4 separate regions of the Mus musculus genome follow, and all the other regions are linked to region 1. Evidence: chromatin loops called from intact Hi-C (ENCODE). Cell type or tissue: heart. All regions are shown on one strand. Links, peaks and the distances in the headings refer to the core of each region. The heading gives the core; the rest is flanking DNA. Region 1 overlaps Frem2 (Fras1 related extracellular matrix protein 2). Region 2 overlaps Trpc4 (transient receptor potential cation channel, subfamily C, member 4). Region 3 overlaps Frem2 (Fras1 related extracellular matrix protein 2). Region 4 holds the start of Frem2 (Fras1 related extracellular matrix protein 2).

Region 1 (7,581 bases), core at 1,591-6,590:
AATATAATTTGTCCAGTTTCTAAGCTGGTAAATTTCATGTAAAATTTCACAGTCTGTCGTGTCACCCTAGTTCCCGCATTCCCACAAATTATTCACATTTACCGAGGTTAGAGGCATTTACATGCTAGATAATAAGCAAGGTTGATATCCACTGTTTAGGTAAAACACAGTTCAATTTTACAGGTCAGCAAAGCATGGATCCTTTAATCCCACCATCTTCCTACAAAATAAGTGACCGCCGAGATATTACAAATTCTAAACTCAAGTATGACTCACATGTTCAGAGGAGTCAGGTGGTATTTAAATTTAGGTTTTACAGATGTGACACCATGTTCTTTAGTTAAATTCCAGCTTTATAATACATTCTAAATTACCATGATAATTAACCTCTTTAAAATGATTTTATTCTTATTCTCTGTGACTTGCCTGAATGTGTGTATCTCTGTCCATGTGAGGATGTCAGATCCCCTGGAACTGAAGTTATAGAGAGTTGTGAGATGCAGGTGGGTCTTGGGAATTGAACCTGGAAGAGCAGTTAGTGCTCTTAACCACTGAACTATCTCTCTCTCCCCAGCCTCCTCTCATTGTGTCACAAAGCTCCTGATATTGTTTCTGGTTTCCTTTTAATGAAATCTCAAAAGTGCTGGGTAGACCTGTGACCATACTTATTTAGCCATATGAAATTCAGACCTGTAGATAAACAGGTAATTTGGTACCTTTTCCAAAATGAAAGATGTTTGAGATCTGTCTTTTAAAACTATATTTTAAATTAAAGGATTCAGTACTGAAAGTGATAGGTAACCCTTATTTAGAAATTCATATGACCTGGTAAATGAGGCACAAGAGAGTTCTTTTTTGTTTTGTTTGTTTGTTTGTTTGTTGTTTGCTTGCTTGTTTTCCTAACAACAAGCAAAATTAACTGCCTGCCTGCCCTCTAGACCAGCAGTTAGAGTGGGAAGAGACAGAAAACGATTAGATAAAGGAATAACGTATATTTAGGAAATGAGACTGTGGAAGGGATGGCAGAGTAAAGCTAATCCAACAAAGAGACTTACAAGTGCTAATTTTTGCTGGGGTGTCCTGATTCACTCAGGGGTGGGGCAGAGTGATATATATATATATATATATATATATATATATATATATATATATATATATACCACCCAATATATATATATATATATATATATATATATATATATATATATATATATATACCACCCAATACTCTTCAATGCATAGTATTTAGCAGGCATCAATATTTCTTGGACTATTTCAGGAAAGACGGTCAAGCTGTAAAGTGGTATAAATATTGTCAAATTTGGAGAAATAGACATTGTCTAGGCGAGCGGAACTGTGAGGGTTTTTAGACGATGCAGCATGCGAAGCCTGCCGCTAAGTAGCAATCCTTAGATTCACCAGGAAAACCAACTCTACCATTCCGGGTCAGCTTCAAAGCAAGCTTCATTAAATATTAAATCCTGACCAAGAGATGGACCTTAGTCAGGGCCTGAGAATGTCCCTGAGCCTGTGTTGCAAGGATTTAGAAGGAACAACCCTGTAGGCCACCACACTCTCCCATGAGGCTTTGTTGTTTTCCAAGAATGACAACTCCGAGCATCCCAGGAAGTTGCTTGCTTCCTGGGCAGGTGGTGCTTACAGGTAGTTTGGGGCACTGCACAAGTTCACACACACAACAACAAGGGGTTAGATATGGCTGGATGTTTCCCTTCTTAGCAAGTGATGGCGCACTGACATTCCTGTCTGTGAACAGATGGGAACTGCTTAAGTCGGGTAGTTACTGCTTCCATCTCTTTTCCCGTTCCTCAGATCAGAGCCTTCAGACTTTTCCAGCTATTCATGACCTATGTACTAGGTTAGATCAGCTTTTCTCTGCTGTAACAAAGAGCCTGAGATAACCATCGTAAGAGCACAGCCTACTCTGGTTGATTCGAATAACTGGCCCTCATCCTTTGGCCCTGTGGCATGGCAACAGATCATGGTGGTGTTTCTAACGCCCACATGGTGACTCACAAGCTCCTATAACTCCAGTTCCATAGATATATGCATACTTATGTACAAAACACCTATACACATAAAGTACTAAAATAAATACTAAAAAGATGAATGGGGGTGGGTGTTTCCCCGTGTTCCTGAGACTGAGGTAAGAGTATTGCAAGTTCAAAATCTGCTGCTTTGCACTATATAGTAAGACTCCACCTCAAAAGCCAAACTAACAAACGAACAAATAACAAACTGGAAATGAACTGAAAGACAGAAGTGTCCATAGCCTCATCACCTTGAAGCATGAAATCACCTTGTGTGTGCAGTTCTTTCGACATAGCAGTGTCCACAGCACATGTTGCTGCTTCTGCATCACAATGTCAAGAGTTTCCTGTTTATTGACTTTTGTGGGGTGCAGCCACTCAGCAGTACTGGGGATTCACCCAGACATCCATTGCACACACCAGGCAAGTGCTGCGAGTAGTTCCAGCCTCAGCCCTGTAGCTACTGTGTAGTGGCTGAAAGGTTTGATAGTGCTTTGACGTAGTACAATAGAGTACTCCTTGAGTGTTTTGCGTCTGGGGCAATGATGGGAACTATTATAGTCGATGCTTCCTTTCAAATCTATTTTGACTTCTTTGGGAGCAAAACTCCCATGGAAGGCTCACAGGGTCAGGTAACAGAGCGTCCTTTTGCTTCCTGCGTGCGTCTTGTAGGAACTTTTGAAGAGGCTGAGGTGAGTTAAATGTCAAACGATGAGGAAGCAATCCCTTCACAGCTTCAGCCGCATGATCTGTTGCCTTTGATTCTCAGCGAGCCTCCGACAGCATAAATTGTCTGTAGTTTTTACTTCTAAATATTTCAGAGGAAACAGACCCTGTGCCTCTTCCCCGATTGCTTCTCCCTGTGTAGATTTTCATTCGGTCAACAGGAGTCTTGACATTTCTCCCTCTCTCGTATTTCTCTACTGTAGCTTTCTTTGTGTCAACTCAAAAGAGAGGAAGCTAGAATTCGAACTATGCCTGTAGCTGTGTTTGTGATTGAGGCTCCCCCACCCCCACCCCCTTTCTCTTTTCCAGAGAGACTTAAAAGGAATTAGTGATGCCTTTGTTTATGGACCTCATAGATCAAAGGAAGTTGAGGGATAGGTGTGGAGTGGTCAGCTGATAACACTCCTTTCATTTTCCCAACAGAATAGCTCTCACATTATAGAGACCAGCACCAGGTTCATTTTCTCCCTAGAGGCAGCCAGCTCCATTTTGGTGGGAAGGTGGGAGGAGAGCCAATGAAAGGGGCTGTCTGTTTGCTCTCAGGACTGGAGTGGAGTCTAGTGGGAAGGGGAGTGGAGAAAGAATATTTGTTTTTCTTTAAGTGGTTATAATTAAAGCCTTCCACCCAATTGCTCTGTGAACCAGAAAGAGGTATTTGTGAAGGTTTTTGTGTGTGGTTTTTAAGAACATTGCTGGCCTCTGAATAGAGAAGTCTGCTCTCCAGCGGCACCTTGTGGTGAGTGGTTTTTAAATAAATAATTTTATCAACCGAGAGAATACATAAACACAAGGTATTTTGATCTTATTCATCCCCCTACTCTTCCCACATCTACCCCATCTCTTTGTTTCATGATTTTTTTTTTTTTTTTGCTTCAGACTACTGCATGCTTCTTTCTGTTTTCCAACTCTACCCCCAATCCTGAAAGAGGGAGGGATTTCTCAAAGATTGTATCATCCAGGAATGTTTACCAGTCAATTGAGAGGTTAGCTCCATCTCCATGCACGTGCCCTGGAGTTGCATATTAAATCCAGCAGTATTCTTTCCAAAGTCGCATAGTTTGTGACTTTTTAAAGGCCATTCATTCAGGAAAGCAGTAATGGCAGGTTTCACACTCTTTGTTTTCCAGGTGGAAACAGGTTAACCAACCAGCATTTTCGACTGAATTGGGCGTGGATCTCCTTTGAAAAAGAGTATTACTTGATCAACGAAGACTCCAAATTTCTAGATATTGTTCTTACACGCAGAGGATACTTGGGAGAAACTTCATTTATAAGTAAGTTTAATTAGCACTTCACCTGTGTTTATAATTTTTCTCTAGTGATTAAACCATAGCACGAATTTAGCTTGATGAATTTAAAATCTTAGTGAGATGTTGATATCTGATTTTTGGCTACGAAGAGATCATGTCAACAGATTTGTGTCAAGGTGCATGAGTGTGACCTTTCGCCAGTAAAAAATAAATTCGCAAAATTGGAAGTAATCACCAGTGAATTCGAAATAAAATCAAATGTCACTGGGTTAGAATAAGCTGATGTGCATCTAATTTATCCCCAGGGGACAAGTCATCTGAAACAGTGGTGTAAAATACTCATGACAGCTACTTTAATAAATAAGCAAAATGTATTCAGTGAGTTGTTAGGTATCAGACACTGTGCACTGAGTTTGAAGGCTCTGTGGTTCACTGTAAATTCCTTCCTGACTGCTACATCACATGAAAGGTCTATTCTGTGGGTTTTCTTTGTTAAAATATTAAATGTTAAATCCTAGTTGGTTACTTCTGTCTTATGCAATAAAACCAAGAGTCAACGGCAAATAATTATCTTCAACTTTGATTCATGTCCACATTTCATTTCCTATAACCATAAAATATGGAAAGATATGAAGCAGAAATATAGTTGGTGTAGAGTTCTGAAGCCCTTGATGACACAGAGATGTCACTTTGAGAAACGCCCACTTAATAGGATCTGTAAACACAAAAGAGCTTTGTGGAGGGGAACGATGAGGCAGGAACACATTGGCAGAAATATAAGGGCTGTCTCCGAAATTACTACTGAGAAACTGTGCTGGACTGTTGGCCTGTGAACATTAGGTCCCTATCAACAGAGGTTCCCCCACTAATCTCTCTGCTCTTCCCTGGCACATTTGGACTCTGGATATTAATATTTTTTATTTTAAAAATAGGATTTTTACTGCCTGGTGGTACCTCCCTTTCCTAACACGCAGGAGGCAGGTAGGCAGATGGCTGTGAGTCGGAGACCAGCCTGGGTTTCCCAGTGAAACCCTGTGCAGAAAACCTGAAAGGAACATAAAATGTCTTGTTTTGTTAATTTTCGAAAGAGGCCTTTCCAGCTGCAGCCGGGACAGCAGCTCCTGGCCCTTCCTTTGCTACACTTGCACAGGACTGCAGTTCCCATTCTGTTTAAGATTCTGGAGTGCGGTAGATGTTGACAACACCCTCCCGTTGAGACTTGCTCTCTCTCCCTGCGCTCTGCTCTGTGCATGTGCCCATTTGGCTGTCAGGGAGGGGTCAGGCCCAACTATGCTTTGTGCCTGAAAACACAGAGAATACGTTGCACTGAAAACAGGCAAAAGCAGCACACCTCAGCAGTCACCAGCGATGTTTTTATCCATTATGCAACTTGTCCCATTCTATGTGATTGGCACTCATTTTTTCCACGGATGACACTGACACTGAGAAAGTTAACAGTTGAAAAGTATTTTATAGACTTTTAAATTCTGAACATTTTTCTCACTGCCCTGCTGCTTTTGTTTGGTTTGTTTTTGTGGTTTGGTTTTTGCAGCAGAATGCTAATGTGTTTTTCTAAGTTATGTTTGGAGCAGCTATTGTTCCCTGAGCCTGTGACTATATTAGCGATACTCCGCAACTGTCCTTGGGTCACCTCACATAGCTATTTAGTAAACTAGGGTGGAAGAAAGCCAGAAAGACACTGTGGGCCCACATCTGCCATTATCGAAGATGGTCCTGCAACGCTGCTGAGGCCTGAAACTGAGGTCAAGTTCAAGGCAGAGCAGACCTACAGAGCTCGCCAGGGAGGCTGCTCCTCCACACAACCTACACTTCCACTGTGGACTCTGAGCAGGCCTTGTAGCCACAGAGAGACTATCACTCTTCACAAAGAGGGCACTTCATCTTAGTAACACTAAGGGAAATCATGTTTGCATTGCTGTGACTGAATGCCGGACAGATGAAACTTAAGGGTTGCCCTGGGGTGGTAGTGAGTGGAAGGAGGGAGGGGAGCCACCAGCTGTGTCAGCAAGCAGGAGACAGGGCTGTTCACAGGGTGGTTGACCAGGAAATGGAAAGAGCTAGGCCAGCCCCTGGGCAGGGGCGCATATGCCCTACAAAGTCCTGATCCTACTGACCTGCCTCTGCCAGCCCCACAGCCACCAGGTGCAGCCCACACATACAAAGCCCACACATACAAAGCTCATGGTTTATACTCTAATAAGCTTTTGAAATTAGTTCTTAAGGCCGACATATAATGTGGTGGGCTTTGCTATGACATTTTCATATACCCACATCATGCTTTGATCTTGTGCATTCTCTTCTGCCACTTCCCTCTCCCAACCCTCCAATGTAACATGACCTCTATGATCTTCATTTCCTCCACTCCCCTGAAGATCTCATCCTTTTCTCCTCTCTTACTGTCCGGTATACTTTCCCAGCTTCACACACACACACACACACACACACACACACACACACACACACACTCACATACACCTAGATTTCACATTAAAGGAGAGCCACCTGATGTTTTTCTGAGTCTTGCCTGTTTCACTCACCATAATGGTCTCCGGTTCTGTCTGTCACATCACCCTACAAATGTCCTGATTCTTTTGTTCTGTGCGGACAAATGAGATTCCCTGTGATTTCTTTTCTTGATCATCTAAGTTGCCTCCATTTCTTTGCAGCAGTAACTGGACATACTGGTGTCTCTGTGGTTTATAGTGCATTCTTATAATCCACTAATAAACTAAGTGTACATTTGTATTTAGCAGTAGTTTTTGCATCACATGGATCCATTGCTACCAGTTATTAGACATTTATTAAGCCCACTGAGTGCTTTATCAGTTTGTCTCTCGTCTTGCAACCCTTCATTCACTCGCTCCCCTCCCCCCAAGACCTTGAGTCATGACTGTGGTGTTCCATTAGGCAATGGCCCTACAGAATGAAAATGGTTGTTAACCAGTTGGTAGTGCATGTTGAGTCCTCACACGTGCCGGGGCTAGTACCCCACGAGAAAAATAACATTGTATCTTCCACCCTATAGGTAGGCAAAGAGAGAAAAAGTGATATTCCCAAATATTCCAAGGCCCAGGGCCCCCCAGTGATAACCACCACCGCACCAGAGTGTCTCCCAAACCTGAGGGAGGTTGACATAATAATCGGTTTCTGTCCACTGCTGTGTGTCTGTGAGGGATGAAATTCCACTTTCTCAGGCCAAGAACATTTGCTTCAGCCCTGCACTATTTTTTCCATGTAAGAGAGGACAGGAAAGACGCTCCATTTAATAACTAAAGTGCACACTTGTGCGTGTTTTCAGTAGCAACAATGGGGATTTGACATTGCAACCTGAGTTTCATTAGGTAGATGACTTTGCTGTCCTCTGATAAACACGGCTGAAACTGGAGCTTATGCCCAGTATGATAGAAATTCCTGTTTGGCTTTAACTGTCCTTTAAATCTCCTGGAAAGAGTGCTTTGCTGATGGAAGGAAATTCAGCCGAGCAGGCAGCCAGCAGCTTGGCAGAGCCCCACTAGCAGGATTCTGTTGGTCTTGCT
Region 2 (7,581 bases), core at 1,227-6,226, 720 kb before region 1:
TCGCTCAAGTGCTCCTGCCGCCTGTTGACGAGTAATTTCTTCTGAAACAGAGAAGATTTGGTTTGCGTTTTGCTCAGCAGCATTTTGTTTTGACCGTCTATGAAATAACCCGAAGTTTTTGATATCAGCCACAAAATTCACTTTCCTCTGCTTCTCCCTGGGCGGCTCCTGCACCACCAGGGCGGAACCATTGCTTAGGTTATGTCTCTCGGAGGCAATGGCTGCCGACCGCGGGTGGATCAGAGTGGTTAAATCAAAGAGGCTGAGATTCTTTCTCTTGTCCTTGCCATTACCTTCGCTCTGGCTCTTCTCGTCGGAGTCCGCTGAACTCGCCGCGTTGGCTGACTGTATTGTAGAGAGCTTGCTTCCTCTGAGCAATCCCAGAACTTCGAAGCGGAAGCTAGAAATGTCTTGCTTTAGTTCCTGAATAAAATCCAAATGACACGTTAGGTGCTGACTTACGGAAACATCATTTCCTAATTTCATAGAGCTGTCTGAAATGGTCCTGCCTCTTTTGAAGACGCAGGGTTCTGTCCTCCTGGGATTCTACTTAGAATTTCAGGCCCTGACTCTGATACCTGGTATCATTAATTTTCCTATTGGTATTTTATATTCTAGTATGATGGTTATTCTTTATGTCAAACATGACGGAGCAGAGAGATCCCTAAAACATGCTTCTGGGTGTATCAGTGGTGCTAGTCCTGGCTGCCATGAGACGAACTGTTCCACTCTGCTTTCTCTGCCACTAGGGACCATTGCTTCTCAAACCATGAGGCAAAGGACATCTTTTCTTTTTTGAGTTGCTTCTCTTTAGTGTTTTGTGACATCAATGAGAAAAGCAGCTGGGACACATAAAGAAATCTTCTAAGTGTAACAGAAAGAGAAACAAAAGGGATTGTGCGCTCTGTCACTGTTCGGTGGGTTGTCTACTTTCTTGGAGACAGTGATTTTTAAATACTTCCTCTCTGGAGTCTGCTTCTAACTGTCAAGCCACTTCCTGGTCCTTGGGTCACGTGTTTTAATGCGATATTTTTTTTTCTCTGAAAAGGATGTGCAAAGTAAAAATAACATGAACCTTAGCCTTTCGAGAGACTGCCTCTGTTCTCAATACCTTCTGCGGGGGGCTTAGACCAACCATTGGGTCCAGAAGTCCTGGCTCTCATTTACACGAGGTTCCTAGATCCCTATATTTTTCTTATTTCATTGGAAAACCTCTTTCTTAGCTTCTCTTCTACTCCAGAGCCACACTGTCTTCCAGGACAAAGGGAAGCATTTAGCCTCATCATTGAGATTTATGGTTGCAGAAAAATACTTTGGAGTCTATTTAATTGACAATCTGTGCTGTCTTTTTGGCAGCTCCTCTCCTTGCTTATCTCAATGACTGTTTAGCTCTTGTTTCTCTAATGATCTTTGATGCTTTCGTGGCCTTGGTTTTATCTGTAAAATCACATTAACCTGAAAGAATTCTTCCGAAATTTATAAAGGGCCATGTAAAATCAAAGAATCAATTCACATTTAATGTTAAAATACCATTGCCTATGTTCACTTATTTCCTCTCACAAAACTTTAGAAGTCTTTGAACTTGATTTCCAACTTGCAATATAGAAAACTTTATATCCCTGCCCCCAAGAAGATACCACAGAGACCCAGGAAGCTTGTGCTATTGGTAGTAAGTTGGTTAGTAAATGCTTCCGATTTAGAAATCAGACTGAAATACAAATGAGAAGCTGACGTGGCACAGCAGGGATTGGGGACATGGATCAGAATGCAACAAGGACTAGGGGTTTCCTTGCCACTAAGTTAAGCCCCCTTGACAGTGTGGGCTAAGGATGTTTCAAAGCAACTTGGGAAATTTCTCTACTTTGCTGTTGTTTTTCTGTTTGTCTGTCTGCCCTTTCACTTAGTTCCATGGAAGTTTAATTTAAAACACAGGAGGCATGGCTAGGTTTGTAAATCTGGCCTTAAAGGCTGCCTCCACACGCTGTCTCCGCGATGAAGGCGAAGCTTTACCTTAACATTCTCCTCCGTCAAGCCTTCTTCGGTTTTTGCCTCTCTGATCATGGCTGCCACGTACCGCTTCACCAGGTTCCTCATCACCTCCTGAACGACAGGATTGATATTCAGTGCATGGATTCACTTTCTGTCCCGAGTCAGATCCGCATTTTGTTTGAATGGCCATTTCAGGAACAAACACAAGCACTACTTACTTGGTATTGGTGATGTCTTCTCAAGTTATCAGCAGCACGCCGCTGAAAAGGAAAGGATATTCCCGTGTGGTTATATAGATACGTTTTTTTATCCTCAAAGTTATCGCTTTTGCAGATAAGACTGTTCTTGTTGTCTTTTATCACCAAAGTGGGGGCAATGAGCCATAGTCACAGAGAGGTTTCACACACAAAGAGTCAATGAACTAAAGTGAAAAGGCACAAGTCTTTAACGTATAGAACTCTTAAAGCAGAATAAATTAACAGTGCTAGAAATGGGGTCCTGGTTAGGCTGCAGGGCTGTGAGAGAATGAACTGACCGTACTGGATACACACCCGGCATCCCTAGAAATACTGAAGGCAGAGACAGGAAATAACCAGGGGAGGAAATAGCAAATGGAATTAGTATTTTCCCATAAATATCAGCACAGAAAAATATAGAAAATCAGTCACTGTAAATAGCAATACATAATCTGCAATCTTGGGGGACGGTGAACTTGCAGCAGTTTCAGTCATACATCCACTGAAGGAACTTTCTGTTTTAATTAGATAAGATTTAATAAAATCAGCCAGAGTACTAGTTAAACTTATGATTTTCAAGGTATCGAATGTGGCTTTCAGCTACCTTTCACCTTGTGGCTTTGGAGACAGCACCCAGGGAAGCCGGAGTGTGACTGACTCCTCCCACTGCGTCACACCCGCCAAGCTCCCAACTCTGCTATCTCTTGGAAGACTGGGATGTTTTAGGTGGGTCTGCACACTATATCAGCTTCTTTGTACAGAATGGAGAGAAGATGGCTGATGGTGAACAAAGTCCATTAAAAACTGAGTTAAACAACAAATGAGATTAAAATTTTACATTTTCACCTTTCATAAGTATTCTAAAAGCATTAATAGAAACCCATCTATGGTGACCCCACATAATGCACTTTTAATAAGCAGCGGCATTGATTCTTAAGAAAGAACACTGAAAAAAGTCAACCCAAGTAAAACATTTCTGTTATAAAGGGATTAATTTGGTGTATTTTGAGAAGCTAAGGGAATAATAGTTCTTAGTTTCTAATGAGGCTTTTGAGCTTATTCCCTAGTAAATATTTAACCATAGGCTGATAAGATAGAATTTTAGAAAGAGCAGTGCATAAATATAAAATGATATTTTAAAAATATATATTAAAAGTCAAAATTCTATTCTACTGAGCCTAAGCAGTGTCTGTGTTTCAAGAAAAGCAGTGATTTACAGGAAGAAAGGAAGGCAATGCTTTGATTCCTAAAGCCACTAATTACCAAAAGACAGCGTTCACTACATGCGAACTGAGTTCTCTCTATGATTAAGGTATTTGCCAACAAGAAAACTAGAAAATTAGACCATCTGGAAGAGTGTAGCATGGAAGTTTTATGGCTGGGCCACCAGATGGGGGTGGTGTCTACCTCCTGATGAAACAAAACCCAAGATAAATTCCAAGAGAAAAAGCATTTCTAGAAAAAGACAGTGGCCTTCCAGACCCTGTGACATTGCTTAAAATAAAGAGAAGCACAAAATGAGTCATATGTATGTATGTATGTATGTATGTATGTATCTTTAACATTTACTAAAAAGTATTCAACATCAACAAATGACTTCCAAGATACTTTAAGTATATAGACCCTTTATTTAATATAGAACCAATTCAGTTGGTCTACCTTCGCTGGTTTTAGAATCTTTTTAAATTCAGTAAGATAATGTCAAAAAAAGCCTGAGGTCATAGTTGAGCTTTATTGAGCATTAAACTAAGATTAGGGTTGATAGACTCAGAGTTATGAGTGATAAACAAAGATATCATGGTGCATTTAAACATTAAAATGTACAGAGTTTTTTTTTTCAAGTTCTAGAACCGTCCCTAAAATCCATAGTCAACATTTTTAATTCAAATATGCAAGAGAATAAAGTACGTAGTTTAAAGTGAAACATAATATATTGGCTTGGGGAAAATTTTAACAAGTATAAAAAGCTTGTCAGAGAAAAGGAAAGGCATAGGAAAAGCTCACTTAGCTAACTGAGGGGTTATATTCCGTGGGTGAGGTTTAAGGTTTACTTTGTGTAAACTAATTATCATCTCCATCTCCTTGGGAATTACACAATACCCTTTAGCCTCGGGATATTATATCAGCTGTTTAATGTCAGCATAATTGCTAGAGGTGAGATAACCACTTTCTTAAAGAAAGGGTGAATCTGAACCAACACACTCACCTAGTGATGTGCATGAAGGGTGCACTCCTCAGCCCATCTATACCCTTTCCTAGTGACTCAGCACAGACCCGTGTTTTAGCCTCTAGTTTTATGAATCTGTTCCTATTGTCTGCATTTGAAGTGGGCAGTGGTATTACAATATTAAGAACATGGAGTTAAGATTAGATGTGGATAAAACTGATTATATCCCAGAGGGACATTAAAGTTGTGCAGTGAAAATAAACTCTTTGGGTAATTTAGGACATTAAATAAGAGATATGATTCATAGCATCTGTCACTGGCATTATTCATCTTTCTTCACTTATTAATTAGTGATTGACACGAATTAAAAATACCCCTGAATCCTCAAACTTCATCAATTGACCAATCTCTGGATTTCTTCTGAGGAAATATAATTTGAGTGCATTTGCTTGTCTTTGAGTGATTTTTATGTGCTTCATGCTTATCAGAGTACTTTGTTCAGCTAGATCATGAGATGCTGATACCCTTGGAGTAAAGAGATGTGGGAATGAGAAATTGGCTTTGAAGTGATACGGCTAGGGACAAGAATGATGGTCAAACTCAGAAGTCAACCATTTATTGTAGGAGTCCAGGATCTTTATGAGTAACTCTGCATACACTGGTCTATAGCAATCTCTGTGGATTCTCTTTTGTCTCTATAGAAGAGCTATTCAATTGTACAGCCCATTTAAAATACACCATTAGGTGACCACACGTCCATATAGACAATATTCTTTCAGAGGCAAGCAGAATCTTCCGAATAGTAAATTGAATAAGCACACTTAAATGGCTTGTCCTCTGTAAGGTGATGGAGTAAGACACAGATAATGGAAAATACACCATTAAACTCAGTGGTGAAGACTGAATGTCCTGTGAATATGGGGAAGAGATAATATTGTTCAGAGTCAAGAATGTAACCAGAAGTGGGGTTTCCGACTGAACTCCAGGCACCAGGATTTTGACAAGTCAAGATAGACAAGTGTTACTGAGAGCAACAGTATTGGAAAAGTTAGTCTAGGCTCTTCATGAGAAACCTCTTATGGCACAGTGCAGTCAGTGGACCTTAGTACCTGGGTCTTTAATTAACCAAGTGCTAAGGGAAGAAGTGTGACTTCTTTGATAGTGGTCTGGCATCAGGCAGTATAGAACTTTGTAGCTTCTGGCCATGGCCACAGATCATTGGGACTTTTGTTCTGGAAGCTCCATCACTCTGTGTGCAGCTTTATACAGTGCCTGTGTCTGCACATGGCTTGAACCTTATGGTCTCAGCCTATATACAACTATAGTAAACTGTAGACTTTTTTGTTTGTTTCTTTAAAAAACTCAGGTATGCTATGTGAATATATTTTTATTTTAATCTCAGGTATGGGATAAGAGACTGCTTCACAGCAGGTGATTATGATTTTCCTCCTGTACTAGCAGGGGTGTGATTTTGCCAGCTGCAGATGGTTTAATTCTGGAGACTCTCGGAAAAGGAAGATCCCCTAGACAGCCTGGGGTGGCTGCTGCTCTCCCCTGCTGCTCCTGGTTGCTGTTGTTGAGGTTTGACAATGTTCTTGAGCAAATCAACAAGAAAAAGGAGCTGGAGATATACTTAGACCAAATATTGATCTGACCTCGAGAAAAATAACATCCCTAATCAGCAGGAACTAGTCCATTTTGTTGTTGAAAGAGGTATGCCCCCTTTCCCCCTCTAACCTTCCTCTCCTCTCTAGTGTTGGAGGCTTGGAAGGGATTAGGGTTGGAAGAGAAGGAGAGGTATAAGAACCCAATAAAACAGCTTTAAAAATATTATTACCAACAAGTTCACATTGCAAGGTACTAGGGGCTTGTGATTTCTAACTTAAACATTAGAAGTAAGAAGAGGAAGATAGTTAAACTCATTATACCCTTTGTAACACACATAATAAATTGTTGCCAATTAGTGATATCTTTAAATGTCATCTATCAGATCTTCTTCAATTATACTTGGGATATTTGTCACCTTGCTATTGGGTAAAGATCTGCTGACGTTCAAGGGCCTTCTACTATTGTTAGAGTGGAGACTGTATCATTATTGTCACCGGAACAACCCACATCTTGAATCAACTGAGGTGTGTTTATAACAATAATGTAATCGGGGTATTTAATTTAAAAGCACTAAGTGAACGAGGATAATCAAATTTCTGTGAAGCTTTTGCAGTGTTGAGAGTTGCATTTTTGTAGCTTTTATTTTTAATTAGATTGGTTGTCAACTCTGTCTGACGTTAAAATGGGCCAAGATCAAAGACTTAATTTAGCGTGAGTCTAGGGAGAGTATTTTGGAAGACATACACTTGGTGGTGTCATTCTCTTCGCCAGTTATACACATGTCAATAATCTACATGCTGCTGGATTGCATATGTAATGTTCCCTGGTAGGATAGCATTCAAGATGGGGGCGGGGGCGGGGGAGGGGGTAAGGGTGGCGGCTGAAGATATGCTAATGTAGCATAAGCAGGTTCCACCTGATCTGTTGGACTAGACCATGGCATTTGAATCATAGAACTAATGGGAAGAAAATGAAGTCGTGAGAAGCCTTGACTGTGCAAGGGAAGCTGAGATTCCAACAGCTGCACAGGCTCTCTCAAACTGAGAGAGAGGTTTGTAACAGGAGAGGGGCTCCAGGGAAGGCACTGTGACATTTGCTGGCTTTTTAGCTTCTATTCTTTCCAGGTCTACCCTGTGGAATGTCAGACTTTCTGCAGAAGCCGATGATTCCCTGCAGTCAACGTTCAGGGTCATTTTCTTTCATTTCCACTCTGGTTTCTGTCTGTCACTAAGTTCCCGGCCCATGAATTATGCCTTTTAGTCTTTCCTCTGCTCAGTGAATCCTATTAAGGATGCAGCCTGCTGTGTTCTCCTTCAGAACTGTAAAACGGCAAGGGGCCAATGCAGGATGGAATCAGTTCCTCCAGAAATTGCTGTTTGACTCTGCTTGAAAAGAATTTACTTAGTGTCCTCTAGAAAACACTTTCTCACCACTGCAGCACGCAGTTGTGAATTCCTCTTCATAAGATCACGTTCTAAATGTCTAAAATAAAGACACAGGATTCCCAGATACCATCTTGTCAGACCAAGAGATCAGGGCCTCATTCCTGAAGTTCCAAGCACACCAAGCACATCCCATACC
Region 3 (7,581 bases), core at 1,344-6,343, 63 kb after region 1:
TTTGCAGCTCTCTTTGGCTGGGAGCAGGACCTCTTTAGTCAGTTATAGATTCACAAAGTAGTCCCTTGACAACTAGTTTGTACCAGTGAAGACCCATACACACCAGCAAACGCGTCTTCTAGGGTCAAATTATACCCACTGAAAGGTTAGGAATTTCACCTACTAAGAAAAAGAATTTTTAAATTCCTTAATTTTATTCAGCTCTAAACTAACCTTTAGTCGGTAACTTCAGAAATGCAAAGGCAGATAATGCAAAAAAAAAAAAAAAAAAAAGAAAAGAAAAATAGAGATTTAATAAATAATTCTGCTCTTCCGCTATGCATGTCCTGTTTTCTGTTTTCTTGTTCCTTCGTTTTGTTTATTTAAGGTTGTTTGAGCATGCAATGAGAAACACTGAGAAGTTAAACTTTGTTTTTTATACAATTGGAATTTTGGGTGTTTTTTTTTTCTTTGAAAAGTGAAAGACAGTCTTCTCAGTTTTGCTGGGTGTTCTGCAAGGTAAGGGTCCTTAGGTCCACAGCAGCTGGTCACATTGTCCAACTGGCAGGTCTAAGCTAAAGTTTGCCCTTATGGCATGAAATTGCAGTATACACTTTGGAAGACGCTCTGTGTGTGGTCTGGAGAGATAAGCAAATATCTTTCTTAGTTGATTTTGCCACCTTTTTTGTTTGTTTGTTTGTTTTTTTTTTTTTTTTCCGAGACAGAGTTTCTCTGTATAGCCCTGGCTGTCCTGGAACTCACTCTATAGACCAGGCTGGCCTTGAACTCAGAAATCTGCCTGCCTCTGCCTCCCAAGTGCTGGGATTAAAGGCGTTTGCCACCACACCCGGCTGCCTCCTTTTTACATGTGTGTTTGGTTTACAAACCTAGACATTGAGGCCAGAATGTGTGTCAGAGGTCATGCAATCTGAGTGTTCAGCCTTTCAGGTAAATAAATGCAAACCACATACTCTGCAGTTAAGGGCCATAAACATGTGTTGGTAAAATAGCTTTCAGTGGTATTTCCAATACATGTGGCCTAATTCAAGACCTTGAATATGGGGATCTAGAGCTGCTCTGTCCAGTGTGGTCACCATCAGCTGTGTGTGCAGAGTGGAGAGTGGCTGTGTGTATATGATGCTATGAAGGTATTGATCCCACGCCTACTCATCTCACATGTACAGTAGCAGCCTGCCTCGGGCTCTTAGACAAGCTACACCCTCTCCACATATATGCCTGGCACACGGTAGCATTACATAAATTTGGCAATATGTTACTTCTCCAAGATACTTGTGTTATGGGCTATCCCTTTAAATATCCTGTTAAAGGTGTTAGTTGCCTTTGTTAATTAACTTCATATGTCAATAAGACCATGCAAGGTCACTCATTGGGCCTACGTTGATTATTTATACCTTTAAAGGTCCACAGGTTGAAAGAAACTGAATGTTCTTAAAAGTGCCACCAGAAATAATTGGTTCCATCGCAGTCTTTGGCTGAAGAATGAATAGGCAGGTGACTAAGTGATTGAAGTAGGCTCCATTTCAGCTCCAGTGCTCTCCAGGGGGAGATTCTCAATAGCTGGGGAAAACTGGCCTTAAATAAGAAAAAAAATGTACAAGATGCAAATCCTGTATCTAGAAATCACCATGTTGAAAGTTAAACAAGGTGCTGGAGAGATGGCTCAGTGGTTAAGAGCACTGTCTGCTCCTCCAGAGGTCCTGAGTTCGATTCCCAGCAACCACTTGGTGGCGCACAACCATCTGTAATGAGATCTTCTGGCATGCAGGCATATATATATATATATATGCAGATAGAGCTCTCATGTATAAAATAAAAAACAAATAAAATCTTTAGAAAGAAAGAAAGAAAGAAAGAAAGAAAGAAAGAAAGAAAGAAAGAAAGAAAGGAAGGAAGAAAGAAAGAAAGAAAGAAAGAAAGAAAAAGTTAAAGTAAAGCCAGGTGTGAGCCTGTTATGTCAACCCTCAGAAGGCTGAGGCAGGAGGATTGCCATGAGTATTAAGCTACATAGGATGTTCCCAAAAGTTAAATAATGAGAATTATACAGGATGCTATATTCCAATTATCTGATTGAGAAAAAACTTCCCTCTAGAGCAGTGTTCCAATAACATTTGATGGAGAGTATGTCAATATTGGCAAAAAAAAAAATTAAGCTATGTTTTTCCATTATAAATCCATGCCTAGGGCTGGTGAGATGGCTCAGTGGGTAAGAGCACCCGACTGCTCTTCCAAAGGTCAGGAGTTCAAATCCCAGCAACCACATGGTGGCTCACAACCATCCGTAACAAGATCTGACTCCCTCTTCTGGAGTGTCTGAAGACAGCTACAGTGTACTTACATATAATCAATAAATAAAATCTTTAAAAAAAAAAAAAAAAGAAAAGAAAACATTCACTGAATGTTGAATGTTTAAAAAAAAAAAAAAGAAAAGAAAACATTCACTGAATGTTGAATGTTTAAAAAAAAAAAAAAAAAAATCCATGCCTAAAGTCTAACATCTTAAAGTTAACTAAAGTCATGGAATGAAGCATGAATCTTAATCACCAGTGGCAGATAGGCTGACCAAGTCACTCTCCCAATAGCCAGAGTATCAAGTGCTTTTCAGAACTCATTGTTCAGTGGTTGTAATGATGGCTGCTCTTGGGGAAGAAAAAAAGGCATCCAAGGCATACAAGGCACGGATTCACCAGGCAGGGAAAATTGTTTGCATCCCATGTGTGAAAACCAAACAAGTTGCTTGTCTTGTGGCTGGTTCTTTGTCACTGTGTGTTTTTATTATGGGTTTATACTGTCTGTGTGTGATTTGGGGAGTTCGCTCTTAACTCTGTGGTAGTATGACATATCACAGCTCGGTTCTCATGACCTAAGTACAGGCCTAGTCCCTGTGTTGATTCTCTGACGGAGACCAGTTTCAACAGCCCGGTTGGAACTTCCAAGGAGAGTCAAGCTAACCATTTCCTCTTGCACAAAGAGGTGCTGCAATCATGATGCTGGTCCTTGGAGCATTTGGAGATTAAAATGCAGCCATTTTTGTTAGGCGGTTTTAGGACCTCTCTGCAGTGTGTCCAATGTAGTAATGTGTGGGAGAGATAAACACAGGCTAGAGACTAGGTTCTGACTTCCACCGGCTGCTCAGGAGGTTCAGAGAATTCTGCTGAGAGGGCTGCACTGAAGGAGAGATGGCTCTGTGGCTAAGAGCACTGGCTGCTCCCATATGGCTTCACTCAGAGCACTCACAAGTTGGCTCACAACTGTGTGTAGCTCCTGTACCAAGATACCTGAATGCCTTCTTCCGACTTCTGTGGGCACCAGCCATATACCATGTGGTACACATATGTAGATGCAGGCACTATATTATGCACTTAATATAAAAATACATTTTCAAATCTTTTGGTGAGCTCGCCTGAGTCCTTTTCGAGTTCCCTCTCCTGCTTCTTTTCTGTCCATCATCCATTCGCCCGTCAAACCACCTTGCATACACACAGATTCAATTATGAGAATAAAATAATAAAGCTGTTATTAATAACCAATACATTGTCTGAAATTCGGTAGGTACTTGACAGGGATTAATTTATCCTCCCGACTTCCCTTACCTCATCTGTTGACTACCAAAAGAAGGAAAATATGAAATTCTAAAACAGTTCATCTAATTATTTTGAAGACATTGGAACTGCACCATGTCATTGCTAAATATGCTTGGTTTTGCTTCTTTAATGTTCATCCTAGCTTCCTCTAAATGATTTAAAAATAAGTTTATAGATGCATTTTTGCATAAGAGTTCCAAACTTACGGTAGCAAATCATCCTCTGATGGAGATCAATAAAGTAGAATGTAGCTATATGTCTGGTTGATATCCCATAACAGAAGGGAGTGAAGCGCCAAAACCTGCAACTGACAAGATTCATTTCTAGTGTCAGAAGAGGCAAATTCAAGGAGTGCATCTGTGTTTGCCCCTCCGGTTCAAACTGGCGTGATGGCTGCCGGACTCCTTGCACATATAAAAAAAACTTTGAATTCTTCACTTAACTGGGTGAATTATGTGGTATGAGACCTGTATCTTGATAAAACTGCTCAAAAGTAAAAAGGACTTACTTTGCTGAAAATAGTGTTATTTTAAGGAACTCTGGCGCACGTCCCTGTTGCATGTGCGCACTGGGAGAAGTGAAGGGATGCTTGCCGTGCTGAGAAAGGCTGTTGTTTATTCTGTGCACTAATGGCACAAAATCTGGCGTCGGCATAAGTGGGCTGATTTGGTTAACGCTGCTGCAAATGGTTCAATTGTTTTAGGTCCTCAACCTCGTGCAGTCCTACGTGACCCTTCGAGTTCCTCTGTACGTTTCCTACGTGTTCCACTCCCCCGTGGGCGTGGGCGGCTGGCAGCATTTCGACTTGAAGTCAGAGCTCCGACTCACATTCGTGTACGACACTGCCATCTTGTGGAACCATGGGATCGGCAGCCCCCCGGAAGCTGAGCTGCAAGGTGGGTGGCTGTGGCTCCCAAAGCATCTTTCCTACCTGTGGTAATTACTCAGAATGATAATTTTGTTTTTATTTCAGGTAAAAATTAGGGGGGGGCACCTTTCGATATCGTTATTTTTATATTCTCTAATAACGTGACGTTTTAAAACCTTTGTCAAGCCCGGCGTGGTGGCGCACGCCTTTAATCCCAACACTCGGGAGGCAGAGGCAGGATGATTTCTGAGTTCAAGGCCAGCCTGGTCTACAACGTGAGTTCCAGGACAGCCAGGGCTACACAGAGAAACCCTGTCTCGAAAAACCGAAGTGGGGGGGGGGGACCCTTTGTCAAGGAAAGATCATATCAATGCTTCAAACTTTGCATGATGTTTGACTGTGAAATTTAACATCTTTGTTTCAGGCATACAGTCTATTGCATGTGACTAATTGTTTATATTTTACATAGGCCAATCCATAGAGCTTTCTGGTTTGTACTAAATAGAGGAATTCCAGTTGTGAAAGTTGGGAATAAAATCCGGGGGAAAGTTGCACATTTTGCTTCTGAAATGAGAGGATCACTTTAAAGTCCAATGATAAACCCTGTCCTGGGTGCCAGTTCTGACTCTACAACTGATTCGTTGTGATCCGCGTAACCTCAAGCACACTGCTTAAACTTGAGGTTTGAATTTCTTCTGAAGGACAGTCCAAGCTTCAGTCGCTTTCTGGTTAAAACGCCATCATTCCGTGATATCATAGACAAATGCCATAGAACACTGGCACAGAGAGCTCCTGACTCTAAGCCCTTCAGCATCTGCAGAGCTGTTGGTACCCAGGTGGGAATCGGGAAGTACAGAAGCTATCTAGGCATGTAGCTCGCATCTGTAATCCCAGCACTTAAGAGGATGACGCAGGAGGGTCGCTGTGGGTCTGAGGACAGCCTGGGCTGTGTAGTAAGACTGACTCTCAGATGATGATGGTGGTGGTGGTGATAAAGTTTTTGCAAGCAAAGTGCACACGTGTCTAGATGACCCACAAAAAGAATTCATGCTTTTTCCTCTCGGGCTCACATTCCTCTGCTGAGTCTCTGAACATCTATATCACAGCAACTTGACACATTGACAGCCAGGAAGACAGGACCAATTGATAGCATACCTGAAGTATAATTCCATCATATAGGACAGATTAAAATTCCCTTCGAGCAATGAGGAAAACACAGTGACCATCCTGGACGGTCGATGCAGACTGCCTCAAGGGATTTAACTCCACATTGTATCTTAGAAGATACACAGAAAAAAATGAATATTTTCATTTCTCTTCTAGGTGAAGAAGGGGGTTGGGAGGACCTTACCAGGCTGACTGTGTAGCCCAGGCTAGCCTCACCAGGCTGACTGTGTAGCCCAGGCTAGCCTCAAACTCTCTCTCTCTCTCTCCTACCCACACACTTCAGTGCTGTACAAGGGTGGTCGTTGAGAATCATCAGTTTTCTTTAAGCCCGCACAATTCCGCAGTTGTTCTGGGGTGCTCAAAGGTGTTTTCACGTACATGTATCTGACTCTACAGTCTCAGCAAGGCCATTTGTCATCTCTCTCAATTACAGATTTGTTTTTGTAGAACATCACTTTAAAAAAATGTATCATAGTATTTGTGTTATTTTATAGAAACCTGGCTCATATTACTTAATTCATTTTGCCCTTCATTTATCCTTATCAAAGAAAGAAACTTGTAACTATATTATTATTATTATTATTATTATTATTATTTGTTTTTTTCAAGACAAGGTTTCTCTGTGTAGCCCTGGCTGTCCTGGAACTCACTTTGTAGACCAGGCTGGCTGAACTCAGAGATCCACCTGCCTCTGCCTCCCAAGTGCTGGGATTAAAGGCTATTATTATTATTATTATTATTATTATTATTATTATTATTATTTAGAATAGCCATATAGGTCAGAAGAAAAAAGGTCTATGGATGAGGGTGTCTGGCCACCTACATTTTATCCTCCTGGGCTTCTCTCTGTAGGCTCTCTTTACCCAACCAGCATGCGCATTGGTGAGGAGGGACGCCTGGCTGTGAACTTCAAAACAGAGGCTCAGTTCCATGGCTTGTTTGTGCTGTCCCATCCTGGTAAGCCTCATTGTCCCTGGGCAGCCACCGCCCACAGGACCACATCTTTATATCCACACAGGTCTCAACAGGTTTCCCGGATAGCTTGGAAAGCCTTCATTTCATACGAGTCCCATATGAGTAATTATGTCCTTAATGCTTGGTCATCGTTTACCGGTCTCCTACCCTATGGAAAACTGCCACCATACAGACATTCAGAGAAAGATAGCTCCCCTGAATACATGGACAAGAGAACTGGACTGGGGATATTTTAATAAGAGCTTTCCTTCCTAAAAGGCACGGAATAACAGTCTTTTTCCGTGCTCCGGGTCAGTGACACAGAAACCTCCTTTCAGTGGATCCATTTGCCAGCGATTTTCTGCTCAGTTTTTTTCTAGGTCTGTGAGAAACTTTAATGGAGACAGAGAGGCAGTTGGCTTTCCTATTCAAGTTTCAGCCTTGGTAACTGCAATTGGTAGAGACTGGATAGGCAGAAGAAACTGGCTGTGCTTTGAATATTAAATAAGACATCTGTCAATAAACTGGTATTTGTTTGTGTTACAAAGGCTATTTCATTAGAAGTAGTTCATTTTTTCCTTTGACTTTCCACGTTGCCCGGTTGGTTTCCCGGCTCTCTGCTGCGGCCCTTGTCGGGCAGCAAGGGGAAGAGTTCGCTATCCTCACCGCCGTCCTTTTCTGGGCACCAGCTCTCAGAAAGGAGAAGTGAGAGCTGAATGTTCAAGAAGAAAAGAAGGCTTGTTGTAATTTTTTAAAGCAGATTAAGCTGTCCGAAACACAGAACCTAAAGGGATCCCATGACTGCATTAAGATGATGAATTCTGCGGAGTGGGGATTTCCTGGTCTTTGGAGTCACTTCTAAGTGCCCATGTCTCTAATGAACTGGATCTGTGACTAGCCCAGTTGTAGGCTCTCTAATTAGATGAGTTCGTTCCTAAAATGGCTTTGCTCCTGGAATATTTTAAGTTCAGCCCAAATGGCTTTGATGTGCTAGTCCAGCCTTCACTCTAC
Region 4 (7,581 bases), core at 827-5,826, 69 kb before region 1:
GCAACCAGTTTGGTTAGTGGGAATGTCCCAAATCCCCAGACAGAAGGTACAGCAGCTTCAGTGTGATTGATTCACCCTGAAGCCAGATATTGTCACCTATAAGGACCAGTGCCAGCAGTGGCTACCATATTCACCTCAGATAGCATCTTGCTACTGTCTTTCTTGGCTTTTGGTTATGTGTCTTCTTCCTAAAATTATGGTGAATTATGGGAATGAGTCAATATCTAAAGCATACTTCCTAATTCTGCCAAAGCCAGCTCCTGCTGATTGTTGATAAGAAAACTGAAAAATCTCTTTGGCTACCTTACAAAGATGTTGTGAAATCTGTCTGGGTTATTTTAATGTAAAAACTTGGTAAAGCAGGAAGTGTAGGCACTATTTCATGAGTATCTGGGAAAGAATCTTAATGTAAGCAAAGGATGAGCAACATACAAACTGTGCTAAGACCCTTTCACAACAGTAACCACACAGAGGCTCACAAGTGTCTTTAATTCCAGTTCCATGGAATCTGACCACCTTGGGCATACGGCACATATGTGCTACATAGACCTTCATGCACACCAAACACTCATGCACAGAAAATTACGTTACAAATTTTAAAATTAGGAATGGGTACAAAATAGCAGGTCATTTATAAATCTGCAGACTCAGAATAGAAAATGAATTTAACTCTAAGGGTAGAGTTCTTTGTTTTACATCTGAGACTTAGGTTGGGAAACAGAAGACCAATGGCTGCAGCCCCCTTAGCTAGAGGGAAGGAGCCCCCAGATTAACCAGGCCAGTCCTGTTTGCTCTCCCTTTCTGCTTCTCTCTAAAACAAACCAGTTTTATCTTTGTAGGAAAACCAAGGTTTTGAAGCTGCTAAAAAGTAAAACTCTGTTGAGAACTAGCGAGTGCTTTGCACATTCGTCTCAGGCGCAGGCAGCCCCTTGTATCCAGGACTTCCATAGCCATCCATTCAACAAGCCACTGGCTGAAGATACTCAGAAAGTCTTTGAGTCTGGGCTGAGCTTGTGTACAGATGGGTCCCCCAATGTGTTTGTTCTCTGAACAAAACAGCACATCTTAGCCAGGTAGTGGTGGAGGCTGCGGCACATGCCTTTAATCCCAGCACTTGGGAGGCAGAGACTGGAGGATTTCTGAGTTCGAGGCCAGCCTGGTCTACAAAGTGAGTTCCAGGACAGCTAGGGCTACACAGAGAAACCCTGGCTCGAAAAACAAAAACAAAACAAAACAAAACAAAACAAAACAAAACAAGAAAACAACAACACCGGGGCCTAGCAAACACAGAAGTGGATGATCACAGTCAGCTATTGGATGGGTCACATGGCCCCTAATGGAGGAGCTAGAGAAATTACCCAAGGAGCTAAGGGGAACTGCAACCCTATAGGTGGAACAACAATATGAACTAACCAGTACCCGGGAGCTCTTGTCTTTAGCTGCATATGTATCAAAAGATAGCCTAGTCGGTCATCACCGCAAAGAGAGGCCCATTGGACTTGCAAACTTTATATGCCCCAGTACAGGGGAACGCCAGGGCCAAAAAGGGGCAGTGGGTGGGTAGGGGATTGGGGGGGTGGGTATGGGGGACCTTTGGGATAGCATTGAAAATGTAAACGAGGAAAATACCTAATAAAAAAAATAAAGGAAAAAAATTAAAAAAAAAAGAAAACAACAACAACAAAAACAAAAACCCCAGCACATCTGTCTACACATTTATATCATCTTTGGTACCACGAATTTAAAATATATGGAAGGTGATTTAAATATAGGGAAGGTTGTACATAGATTATATACAAACTCTGTACTCATTTTACATACAGGACATACACATTTGCAGGTTTGGGCCTTGGAGGCAAGGAACCTGAAGCCAATCAATCATGGATCCTTAAGGAGGGATGTACAAATTTCTGAAGTGCCTCTGAGACTATTAGAGTCTCAGGATTCAATAGAAGACACAGGAAGAGTGAAGCAAACTCCATAATGAAAAGTAAAATATTCCGATGTTATCAGCTGCTCCCTTAGCCGCAGCCTGGCTTTACATTTCCAGCTGACTATCTTGCCTTCATCTTAAATACCTCCTTTACTTCAGGAAATCCGCTCTTTGATGCTTGACCGTAGGCCGGAAATCTTTCAGGTTTCAACAGCCACTAAAATTAAGTTTGTTGTTTTGAAGAGAGTTTTTGTGTGAATTTTCCAAGATGTGAAAAAAAAAATGCATCCTAAGGGATATTTTGTTTGGATTTGGAAGTAAGAGCTAAAGAATTAAACCTAGATCTAAAAAAAAAGTACTTTTTAACTTATTTCATCACTTTTAAGATAAAGAACATTTTCCTTAAAATGGCATTTCCTTGCTAACTTAAGCAGATATCTTTTAATGTTGAATTGCTATTCAAAACTCTCTGACAAAAATGTAATATATTACCATTTTCAGCAATGATCATCCATATAAAAAATATTTAAGCAACTCTATATTGCTAGCTGTCTGATTAAAAAAGTAAACTAAGATTTTTAATTAAAAAATGTTTCTAAAGAATTATTCCATTACTTCAGTTAAGAAAGGCTAAAATTTAAAGTCACCTAAAAGTCCAGTTTATTGATTTCCTTAGGTTACTTAAAAATAAACTTGAGCCTGTATTTTCTTAGCACAAAACAAAATATTGAACACTACCCTTCAGGCATCTGACCATACTTCAAATACTGATCTTATCACTGCTGGCAAATCAAACATTGTTGGACTTTAAAAGGAAGAAAGGAAAAAGCCTGGAGCCACTGGGAACCATCAGAGGTCAGGCTGTGGCTTTCAGGCAGGCCACACACACACACACACACACACACACACACACACACACACAGAGTAAGGACACTTGGCATCCATTTGACTTCTCTTTCACTAAGTAGGACTTAGAACATGGTACAGAAAGACCTTTATTCTGAAACTGACCATCTACTCCACTTGACATCTTCTTACATACTTGCAAACAGAAACCGGAATATTCTCATGTCTTGGCCATTGGAGTTCCATAAATCAACGTGATAAATCATAAAATTATTACATCAAAGATAATTGGAAACTGGCCAGGAGTTGGATGGGAATTTTCTCATGTGTTTCAAGTACTGGCTGTGTCCTTTCTATTTTTGTCATAAACTGAGACATGTAGTAGGAGTTGAAGACCCCCCCAACAGTACAAAGCACAGAACCCAGAGGAGCTTCTACTAACTAAATACCACCAGTTTGTTTGCATAAATGCCTCACTTTTTTTTCTCAAAAGACTTTTAGAATCTTTCACATCTCATCCTCAGAGGCCAGTGAATTTCTTAGAATAGAATCAGACATTTAACATCAAAATCTAGCAACGAAATTAGGGCTTTGGCCTGAAACACGTGTGACTACATCAGACAGGAGTCAGACTCCTGAGGTAGAGGCTGGCAGGCTGGCTGCAGGAAGGTTTAAAGTGATTGTTCATTTCTTCCTTAAAACGCGTCACACTTAAATCTTACGACTTTCATTTAGACTGAAATTTACAAGGATTCTCAACGCATCCTGTTTCCCAAATTCGGTGTTTTATTGAAGAGAAATAGGCATTATTTCAGGTCCTTCTTTCATAGTCCCTTTTATATTACTGGGGAAAATATTTCGACGTGATAAGCAAGAGTGCCCAGAACCCCATTGAAAGCGACTGGGTTTTGATTGTGAGGGGGTTTGGGTGCAGCGCAGGGAGAGGAATCTGCATACTGAGGAAACCTGACCAACCGACACAAGGGGGCAGGAAGCGCCCAGCCTAGGGTTTCAATCTGGTCTAGCTGAAAAGAGGTTTATCTAAACTCTTCTTTGCCCTCCGGGTATTTATCAATTCTCTCGGCGTGGAAAAAGAAAAACGGGGAAAAAAAGCTATGCTGCTGACAGCTGGGTTTAGCTTGTCCTTCGTCTAAATTCTGCAAGGTGAACTGAGCGTCTGCAGTGACAGCTCTCTAGCTAGGGGTAGTTTAGGACAGCCTGGGGCTACATTCTCTGGAACTTCTCTGGTGGGAGACTGGCGATTCTGATCAGACTGCATTTCTCACACACCCCAAATGCTTCTTTTCACTTTAACTCTGTGAACTTTGACTGCAAAGGAGGGGCTTGATTTAAAAAACAACAACAACCACCGCCACCAATCCGCCGGACAGGGTCCGTTTCGTAAAGCACGGGAAAATCAGCAAGGGCTTGGGTGGGGGTGGGAGTCGGGGCGGGGGTGGGGGCTTGTGGTGGTGACCCTGGTGGGTATTGCACCTGCTCTAGCTAGGTAGGTCTGGCTTTTAATCCCCTGTCTGTTTGAAAATCTCCAGTGCCTTCCCAAACTGCTCTGGGTTCCTTTTCAAACTCAACAACAAGGTGTGTTCAACTTTGTTCTTCACTCCCACCCTGGCTTTGGAAGTTTCGACAAGAGGTGGCCATCCCGGGAGAGATTTCAATGACCAAGGAACGGGACTGAGATGCATTAATAGATGCACTAATCTTTAGACCTGAAGACTTGAGTCCGTAGAGCCGCGCAGGCTGGTGGTTGAGCCGCAGCCCCAGGTCCGGGCAAGCAAGCTCAGGGCGCCCCTCCATTCCAACCAACCTGTTGCACCTCTCTCAGAGCAGCTCTGCGCAGTTTCCCCGCCTGGGAGCTGATTGACAGCAGTCACTACCCAACCCTGGACTCAGGGCCTCCTCCAGCGATCAGCGATTGGTCCCCTGAGAGAATTGGAGTTAGGGGTGCAAAGGGAGAGATTTTCCTCAAAGGACTCAAAGTTCCCGGGACCTGGGACGTAGGGACTCTCCTGACTGCTACACGCCCGGGACGCGCTGGAAGTGTTTAGTGCCTTGGATTGCGGCTCCAAGGAGGGACCGTGCGGTGCATTTGGCCATCCTCCTGGTCCAGCCCTGCCACTGGGAGGGCCCCGCAGGCACCGCGCCGAGTTCCCGGCCCTTCCCACCGTGCTCTCTAGGAGCCTGCAAAGTCTAGCTTTGCATACCCGCCGGGTGAACTGTCGGAACTCTAAGGCCGGCAGCCTGCATACCACAAGGGCTCCCGGGATGGCCAGCCGTGCGCGCAGGACAGCCAAGTTCTCCAGCTTCCAGCCGATACTCGCACAGTCGCCTAGGCTGCTGCTGCTGCTGCTGCTCCTGTCACTGGTAAGCTACGTCTCCACACAGGCTGCTGGCCCCGGTGCAGCACTTCAGTCCCTGGGTCTCTCCGGGACTTCGGGAGTCCCTACAGAGGAAGCTATAGTGGTGGCAAACCGCGGGCTCCGTGTGCCCTTCGGTCGCGAAGTCTGGCTGGATCCGTTGCGTGACTTGGTGCTGCAGGTGCAGCCAGGAGACCGCTGCACAGTGACCGTGTTAGACAACGACGCGCTGGCCCAGCGGCCGGGCCACTTGAGTCCCAAGCGTTTTGCGTGCGACTATGGCCCGGGTGAGGTGCGCTACTCGCACCTGGGTGCTCGCAGCCCTTCCCGCGACCGCGTCCGCCTGCAGCTGCGCTACGATGCTCCAGGAGGGGCGATAGTCCTGCCACTGGCACTAGAGGTGGAAGTGGTCTTCACCCAGCTGGAGATTGTGACTCGGAATTTACCTCTGGTCGTGGAAGAACTGCTAGGGACCAGTAATGCCTTGGACGATCGGAGCTTAGAGTTCGCCTACCAGCCTGAGACCGAGGAGTGCCGCGTGGGCATCTTGTCAGGTCTGAGCGCTTTGCCTCGTTACGGAGAACTCCTTCACTACCCACAGGTCCAGGGAGGGGCCGGAGATAGAGGGACCTCTAAGACCCTTTTGATGGACTGCAAAGCATTCCAGGAGCTGGGAGTCCGCTACCGCCACACAGCCCCCAGCCGCTCGCCTAACAGGGACTGGCTGCCTATGGTGGTCGAGCTGCATTCGCGAGGGGCTCCAGAGGGCAGCCCGGCTCTAAAACGCGAACACTTCCAGGTGCTTGTGAGGATTCGAGGAGGAGCGGAGAACACTGCACCCAAGCCCAGTTTCGTGGCCATGATGATGATGGAGGTGGACCAGTTTGTACTGACTGCTCTCACTCCAGACATGCTAGCAGCCGAGGATGCTGAATCCGACCCAGACCTTTTGATTTTCAACCTCACCTCTGCCTTCCAGCCTGGGCAGGGCTACCTGGTGAGCACGGATGACAGAAGCCTGCCTCTCTCCTCCTTTACACAGCGGGATTTGCGCCTGCTGAAGATTGCCTACCAGCCTCCCTCTGAAGACTCGGATCAGGAGCGTCTGTTTGAACTAGAGCTGGAGATAGTGGACCCTGAAGGAGCAGCCTCAGACCCTTTCGCCTTCATGGTGGTGGTGAAACCCATGAACACACTGGCTCCCGTGGTCACACGAAACACTGGCCTTATTCTCTATGAGGGTCAATATCGGCCGCTCACGGGTCCCATAGGCAGTGGACCCCAGAACTTGGTCATCAGTGATGAAGATGACCTAGAAGCTGTGAGGCTGGAGGTGGTGGCTGGGCTCCGGCATGGCCACCTTGTTATTCTGGGTTCTCCCAGTAGCGACTCTGCTCCCAAGACCTTCACAGTGGCGGAGCTGGCGGCTGGCCAGGTTGTGTATCAGCATGATGACAAAGACGGTTCACTGAGTGACAACTTGGTGCTGCGCATGTCCGATGGAGGAGGCAGGCACCAGGTCCAGTTCCTGTTCCCTATCACTTTAGTGCCTGTGGATGACCAGCCGCCGGTCCTGAACGCCAACACTGGGCTGACAGTGGCTGAGGGGGAAACTGTGCCTATCCCACCCTTGACTCTCAGTGCAACCGATATAGATTCAGATGACTCTCAGCTGGTTTTTGTCCTGTTGCCACCCTTCTCAAGCTTGGGGCACCTGCTTCTCCGCCAAAGGCATGTCCCCCAGGAAGAGCAGGGTCTGTGGCAGAAGCAAGGGTCATTTTACGAGCGAACGGTGACAGAGTGGCGGCAACAGGATATAACAGAGGGGAAGCTCTTCTATAGGCACTCGGGGCCCCACAGCCCTGGGCCGGTGATGGACCAGTTCATGTTTAGAGTCCAAGACAATCATGATCCCCCTAACCAGTCTGGGATCCAGAGGTTTGTAATACGCATTCATCCCGTGGACCGTCTCCCTCCAGAACTGGGCAGTGGCTGTCCCCTTCGGATGGTGGTACAGGAATCCCAGCTCACACCACTGAGGAAAAGGTGGCTGCACTACACTGACCTGGACACAGATGACCGAGAGTTACAGTACACAGTGACCCAGCCTCCCACGGACACAGATGAGAACCACTCGCCGGCTCCACTGGGCACGTTGGTCTTCACTGATAATCCCTCAGTGGTGGTGAGCCATTTTACCCAAGCCCAGGTCAATCATCATAAAATTGCTTACAGGCCCCCAGGGCAGGAGCTAGGAGTCGCAGCCCGAGTGGCTCAGTTCCAGTTCCAAGTAGAGGATCGAGCTGGGAATGTGGCTCCTGGCACCTTCACCCTTTACCTGCAGCCTGTGGATAACCAGCCCCCCGAGATTGTCAACACTGGCTTCACCGTTGAGGAGAAGGGCCACCACATCCTGCGTGAGACCGA

What was found. Peaks named below come from ENCODE experiments on the same cell type or tissue, not always from the same donor. Only the 100,000 strongest peaks of a DNase experiment are listed, where the experiment ranks them.
Region 2: a loop joins it to region 1, with 3.0 times the contacts of the local background. A loop is called at or near these places in 4 of 42 quality-filtered maps.
Region 3: it touches region 1 in a loop (2.7-fold over the local background); 6 of 42 quality-filtered maps call a loop at or near these places.
Region 4: a loop joins it to region 1, with 7 times the contacts of the local background. A loop is called at or near these places in 16 of 42 quality-filtered maps.

What each region holds. Positions count from the first base shown.
Region 1 is chr3:53,586,182-53,593,762 of GRCm38, reverse strand. Frem2 (Fras1 related extracellular matrix protein 2) reads left to right here. Exons shown (of 24, transcript NM_172862.3): 3 at 3,902-4,048. Among named protein-coding and RNA genes, the nearest start is that of Frem2, 67 kb to the left of the region's middle. In heart, for the core only: a CTCF peak has its summit at 3,507 (motif pointing left); no DNase peak of the experiment used is centred there; H3K27ac peaks cover 757 bases.
Region 2 is chr3:54,310,285-54,317,865 of GRCm38, reverse strand. Trpc4 (transient receptor potential cation channel, subfamily C, member 4) reads right to left here. Exons shown (of 11, transcript NM_016984.3): 9 at 2,208-2,249; 10 at 2,011-2,100; 11 at 1-423. Among named protein-coding and RNA genes, the nearest start is that of Gm31095, 47 kb to the left of the region's middle. In heart, for the core only: a CTCF peak has its summit at 3,606 (motif pointing right); no DNase peak of the experiment used is centred there.
Region 3 is chr3:53,522,655-53,530,235 of GRCm38, reverse strand. It overlaps Frem2 (Fras1 related extracellular matrix protein 2), which reads left to right. Exons shown (of 24, transcript NM_172862.3): 17 at 4,285-4,477; 18 at 6,469-6,573. Among named protein-coding and RNA genes, the nearest start is that of Stoml3, 38 kb to the right of the region's middle. In heart, for the core only: a CTCF peak has its summit at 4,431 (motif pointing left); no DNase peak of the experiment used is centred there; H3K4me3 peaks cover 514 bases.
Region 4 is chr3:53,654,566-53,662,146 of GRCm38, reverse strand. It overlaps Frem2 (Fras1 related extracellular matrix protein 2), which reads left to right and starts at 4,792. Exons shown (of 24, transcript NM_172862.3): 1 at 4,792-7,581. The coding sequence starts at 5,063. In heart, for the core only: a CTCF peak has its summit at 3,767 (motif pointing right); a DNase peak (open chromatin) is centred at 4,696; H3K4me3 peaks cover 2,437 bases; H3K27ac peaks cover 2,253 bases.